2 separate regions of the Homo sapiens genome follow, and region 2 is linked to region 1. The links are chromatin loops, found by intact Hi-C in ENCODE. Cell type or tissue: PC-3. All regions are shown on one strand. Each heading gives the region's core, and the rest is flanking DNA. Links, peaks and the distances in the headings are about the cores only. Region 1 overlaps FOXN3 (forkhead box N3). Region 2 overlaps FOXN3 (forkhead box N3).

Region 1 (2,817 bases), core at 208-2,707:
TGGGCTCTGGAGCTAAGTAAAGAACAAACCTACCATGTCCCTGCCCTCCCAGAGCACACACCTTCTTTTATAGGTGCTGTCAAAGAAAATAGCTTTCCTAAGGCAGAAGCCTTTACATATTCTATCTATACCCAATTCCAACTCTCTGGATGCTTAAGAAAATATTAAACATGAGGAATGAATAAGACACAAGTATATTTTCAACCCCAGGAACTGTACAGAATTTTAATTTTGCTTCATGTGCTGCTTTGAGAAGGACAATGATCAAATCAAACTCTTCTTGAATCAAAAGCATCCCTTCACCAAGGCTACTTTAATACTCGGCAGAATCCACAATCCTCTGGCTGCCCGGGAAGTCATCAAGAGTGGTGCACACACTCACAGGCGCACTGGACTTTAGTCAAAAGTAATGAATTTTGTGATAGAAAATTGATCTCTCCTGTTCCCATAAAGCAGGCTCTGTCGAGAGAGCAAACAAACAGGGCTGTAATAATTAATTGAAAAGAAAGAGTCTAATTAAATTTTTATATTAGTGTACATAATGGCCAGAAATAGTAAACATTGCTGTCAAAAAAAAAGAATCAGAGCTGTAAAACCACTAAAAGCTCTATGACTCTTCAGACAACCAGCAACCACTTACCACTATTCAATGCAAACACAGCTTCATCTTATTTTCTAGCCCATGGTAAGTGGCATAAAGTAGGAAGAATAGAGAACCATGAAATATTTAGCCACTACAACTCGGTACAATTCAACAACTATTTATTGAGTGCTTCCCGTGCCTGACATTGTGATCCATCTATCCCGCCAACATTTCCCGGGTACGTAATATGCACACACACACATGCTCACACACGCACCACCCAACCCAGCTGTGGGGTCTTTGCTGGTGATTAGATGCAATCATTGGCTCCAAGAGATGAGTCCAATTCTGAAAGAGAAAAAGCACATGTACACATAGGACCACAACATGAGGCCATAATTGCCAAGTATCATCTAGGTGGTCCGGGAAACTTATTATGACATGCAGTGAGAGATCATATAATGTTTCCTTAGAAAAGGTGAGATTTATATACAAAGCAACTGAAATATGAAGAAGTACACTAAGGAGAGAAGAATGCTCCAAATATTTATCTACCATTATTATATGATGTGCTTAACGACTACAGATCTTATCCCTGACTGGGTGCCCCTTGCTAGGAGCTTGGCTGCTGCCATCTTTGGGGTTACCAGCCCTGGAATGCTGAGGATGGTGCTTACAGAATTTAAAAGTGACAAGTATGCGACAAGGTTTAAACTGGGCAGGAAACTGACCTACAGCTTCAAGAGCAAAAGGAATGGATAATTTTAACCTAATGGATTTATACAAATCCACAAGTGGACAGAAGGATAATGGTAAAAGGCACCTCTACCCGCCAAAAGCCCTATGAAAGTTGATGAGGCTATTTACAGATGGTATCTTTCTTCTGGAACTTCAGGGCAAGACATCTGTTTAGTCTTTCAGACTACTAGTTTACCCCTCAGATGGGGCCTCAAAGTGTTGCTAGGCTTCTGACCATACCAGAGTTGCCCAAGTCTCCCCAAAGGCACAAATGAGCAGGGAAGCCACTTTAAAAACTTACAATAAATCCTCCTCACAAAGGCTGGCTAATCTCGAAGTTTCCAGTCTTTAAACATTATAATAAGCAGAGGCTACCAGAATCAGAAGGAACGTTAGAGATGATCTAGCCCAACCACCTCATTTTATAAACCTAGGGAGGGAAGTCCATTAAGATGAAGTGACTCAGGTTTACAGGAATTAGCACACAGCTAATCAGGGCCAGTGTCAACACTAAAAACCCAGGTTTTCAGACTCCCAAATAGCATTCTCCCAGACCACAGGCTAATGCCTTCCAAAATGTCACCACTGTGTTTCAGTACTTCAATACTTGGGAAGAGCTTCAAAACAGCCAGGATCGTTAAACTACAGCACTTTTGTACAGATGACCGAAAGCAAGTCTCATGTTACATTAGATTTGTTTACAAGTCCATCTTTCTAACTGGAGGTGTACGCTCTGATGACAGGAAACCTGGCTCAGTCATCAAGGATCCCAAGTAACCCGCACAAAGCATGGCACACAGGAGTTCCAGCAGCCCTAGATGAATGGGCGAAGAGACATTCCCACCAGCAGCCCTGGATGAATGGGCAAAGAGACATTCCCAACAGCAGCCCTGGATGAATGGGGGAAGAGACATTCCCACCAGCAGCCCTGGATGAATGGGTGAAGAGACATTCCCAACAGCAGCCCTGGGTGAATGGGTAAAGAGACATTCCCAACAGCAGCCCTGGTTGAATGGGTGAAGAGACATTCCCAACAGCAGCCCTGGGTGAATGGTTAAAGAGACATTCCCAACAGCAGCCCTGGATGAATGGGGGAAGAGACATTCCCACCAGCAGCACTGGATGAATAGGAGAAGAGACATTCCCACCAGCAGCACTGGATGAATAGGAGAAGAGACATTCCCACCAGCAGCACTAGATGAATGGGCAAAGACACATTCCCACTAGCACAGCCTCAAAGGGAAACGGAGGCTTGGCTTTTTGGAGGATGGCCCTTAGGAATCCATCTGGGGCTCCAGAACAGGTAATTACATCACAGATAATTCCATGATCTCAAATAACTGACACCACGACAAGGGTAGAGCTTGACAGGTGATAACAAGATAAAGAGCAGGTACCATCCTCCATTTAGATGTGGAAGAGAAAGATATAAGACGTGCAATGAAATAAGCTGCCTATGTCATTCAGCCATGGGACTGGCACAGAAGGAAAAGAGG
Region 2 (2,817 bases), core at 23-2,522, 80 kb before region 1:
CCTCACCCTGAAACCATGGTTTTCACAGGCTCCGAGTTCTGAGAGCCACAATGAAGAGTAATTCTACAGAGTGGGCAGAGAATCTCATCTGAGTGCCCGCCCCACCCAGCGCCCACACCTCCTTTCTCATCTTATTTGCAGGATGCGGCTTTTTTTTTTTTTTTTTTGAGACAGTCTCACTCTGTTGCCAGGCTGGAGTTCAGGGGCGTGGTCTCGGCTCACTGCAACCTCTGCCTCCTGGGTTCAAGCAATTCTCTGCCCCAGCCTCCCAAGTAGCTGGGATTACAGGCATCCGCCACCACGCCTGGCTAATTTTTTGTATTTTTTAGTCGAGACGGGGTTTCACCATCTTAGCCAGGCTGGTCTTGAACTCCTGACCTTGTGATCCACCCGCCTCAGCCTCCCAAAGTGCTGGGATTACAAGCGTGAGCCACTGTGCCCAGCCGGATGCGGCTTTATGGCTGAAGAAAAGAGAGCATGACAAGACGGTTAGAAAAGTTCAGATCTGGATTACTAAGAAAATCTAATTAAATGAATAATAACCCCTCCCTCAATTCATCCCTCCAATCTGGGCAACAGGAGAAAGAGACTTCCCTTCCTCCCTTCTCTCCCTCTTTCCTTTCTTTCTTCCATCAAACATTCATCCACCCAATAGTCAGTCTGTTGATCCATCCATCCATCCACCCACCCACCCAATAGTCAGTCTGTCCATCCATCTGAACACCCGTCCGTCCATTCATCCATCCATCCCTCCATCTCATAATTTTTCAAAATTCTCCTGTGCAAAAACAGTGATACAAATAAAATACTTTCTGTAAATTGCAAAGTGTAACACAAAGCTTAAGCATAATTATTGTATAAAACATGACAATTATCCTTTTTCCCTCTCTTCTCCATCCCTAGCTTAAAACCAGTCAAAGGTTATTACATACCCAAGCCTGGGGACTAAGAAAATTTTGACCAATAAAACTGGGTTGCTAGTGGAGCTTTCTGGAACCTGGGAGAGCTATGAAAGGCCAGGGAAGTATTAGTAGATTTTAAACTTAACCTTACTTCTAGGCTCAATTAAATAGATAATTTATTATGCTTCTACTATAGGCCAGAATTATGATAAGGGGACAGGAAAGGATGTCTAGTGCAAGGTCTTGAGTCTCTAAGACAAGACCTTGGACTAGAGGTCTAGTGCACAGTCAACTATATCTCACCACTGCTACCACCATAGTCTCGGTCAAATCATGATCACCCTCATCTAGGCTATGACTATAGCCTTGTAACTGGATTCCACACATAACCCCTGTTCCCTGTCAACCTACTCTGTTCTCCACCCTGCAGAGTCATCTTTATAAAAAGTACACCAGATTTGGTTTTGCCCTTCCTCAAAACCTTCCAGTGGCTTCCCATCACAATTAGAATAAAATCCAGTCTCTTCTTCATGACTTACAGTGATCTGGCCTCTGCTAATCATTCCCAATTCCTGTCCTACCACTGTTTGTCTTGCTCATTCCTCAAACATTGCTGTTCTTTCAACAAGCCGTGTTTGTTCCTACCATCTTTGCACCTGCCCTCTGCCTAGAAAGCTCTTCTCCTCCATGGTGGCACAATTGCACCTTCTCATCATTTTGGAATCGATATCAATTCTTCAAAGGGCCTTCCCTGGCCACTTTACCTAAAATAACACCTTCCTCCTGCTCCAACCCCTCTACCTTCACCTTACTTTTTTCTTCTGTCTGGCGCTTAGCTGGACCTGAGGTCACATTACATATATGATTCTCTACTTGTTTGCTTTCTGTCTTCCCACTACACTATAAAATGCCACAAGCGCAAAGACTTTATCACTTAGCCACCACTGTCTCTAGGGGCCTAATCCAGCGACTGATATAAAATACGCAGTTTACAAATATGTGAACTGATCATTTCAGTTTTAGTTCCACCTTCCATACTTTTGCATCTTAGTATTGTCTCACTTTCCACCAACAGGAGCAAATGATTTATAAAAAATGCCCAGCAGAATAATTTTGTGACTTCATTATTAATACTCTCCCCATCCCTGTCTACTCTCTTCCCTAGGGACTGGCTTTAGTCAAATTCAGCTTTAAGCTGACATGGGCCAGAGACCCTGAAAATGTAAAAGCTGCTGTATTTACAGAAATGATGCCCTGGGGGGAAAAGTCAGAGTTTAAGGATTTCTTCTGGAAGAAAAGATAAGTGCATGCCTACGTGTGCTGTGCTACGTGAGGCAGTGGAAAACTGCCTGCTTTCACTTGGTGGGGAACAGTCTGAGGCATGAAATCGACTTTACCCATAGGAATAAAATTAGAACTTCCTCCGCTATAGACATGATTTTGATTTGAAGTAAAATGAAAAGGCAAAAACTTCAATTAAGTAAATCTCAAGAGCAAATGATCCAAGAAACAGGTGAATTTTTTTAAAGCCATTCTAATGGTTTAAACAGCTTATTCAAGTGGAATACTTTAAAATGTCAGGAATTCAACCTCTTGATTTAAGAGCTCTGGAATTCAAGTGCTTCAAATTGAGAAAATAATACACAAGTAAATGGTTGTAATTTCTTGTTTGTGCATCCTGGCATTATACCCTCCACGTATACAAGCCTGTGCCTGCACAAACCAGGCTACTTGAATGCCAAACATCATTCCTGGGTTGAAATTATAAAGAAAGCTCTTGCTTTAAAATTATAAACAAGGTATAAAATAAGTATTTCAGGGGCTCATTCAAATCAAGTCTCTTGAGAGTCTGGACACAACAGATACACTGTACTCACTAAAGCTTGCCAACAGTGGAAAGGAACATTCTAGAAAT

What was found. A loop is a pair of places that touch in the nucleus more often than their neighbours do. Peaks named below come from ENCODE experiments on the same cell type or tissue, not always from the same donor. Only the 100,000 strongest peaks of a DNase experiment are listed, where the experiment ranks them.
Region 2: it touches region 1 in a loop (10-fold over the local background); 1 of 110 quality-filtered maps calls a loop at or near these places.

The regions. Positions count from the first base shown.
Region 1 is chr14:89,326,136-89,328,952 of GRCh38, forward strand. All of the region lies in intron 3 of FOXN3 (forkhead box N3), which reads right to left. Among named protein-coding and RNA genes, the nearest start is that of FOXN3-AS3, 23 kb to the right of the region's middle. In PC-3, for the core only: no CTCF peak of the experiment used is centred there; no DNase peak of the experiment used is centred there; H3K27ac peaks cover 503 bases.
Region 2 is chr14:89,246,394-89,249,210 of GRCh38, forward strand. All of the region lies in intron 4 of FOXN3 (forkhead box N3), which reads right to left. Among named protein-coding and RNA genes, the nearest start is that of FOXN3-AS3, 100 kb to the right of the region's middle. In PC-3, for the core only: no CTCF peak of the experiment used is centred there; a DNase peak (open chromatin) is centred at 1,398.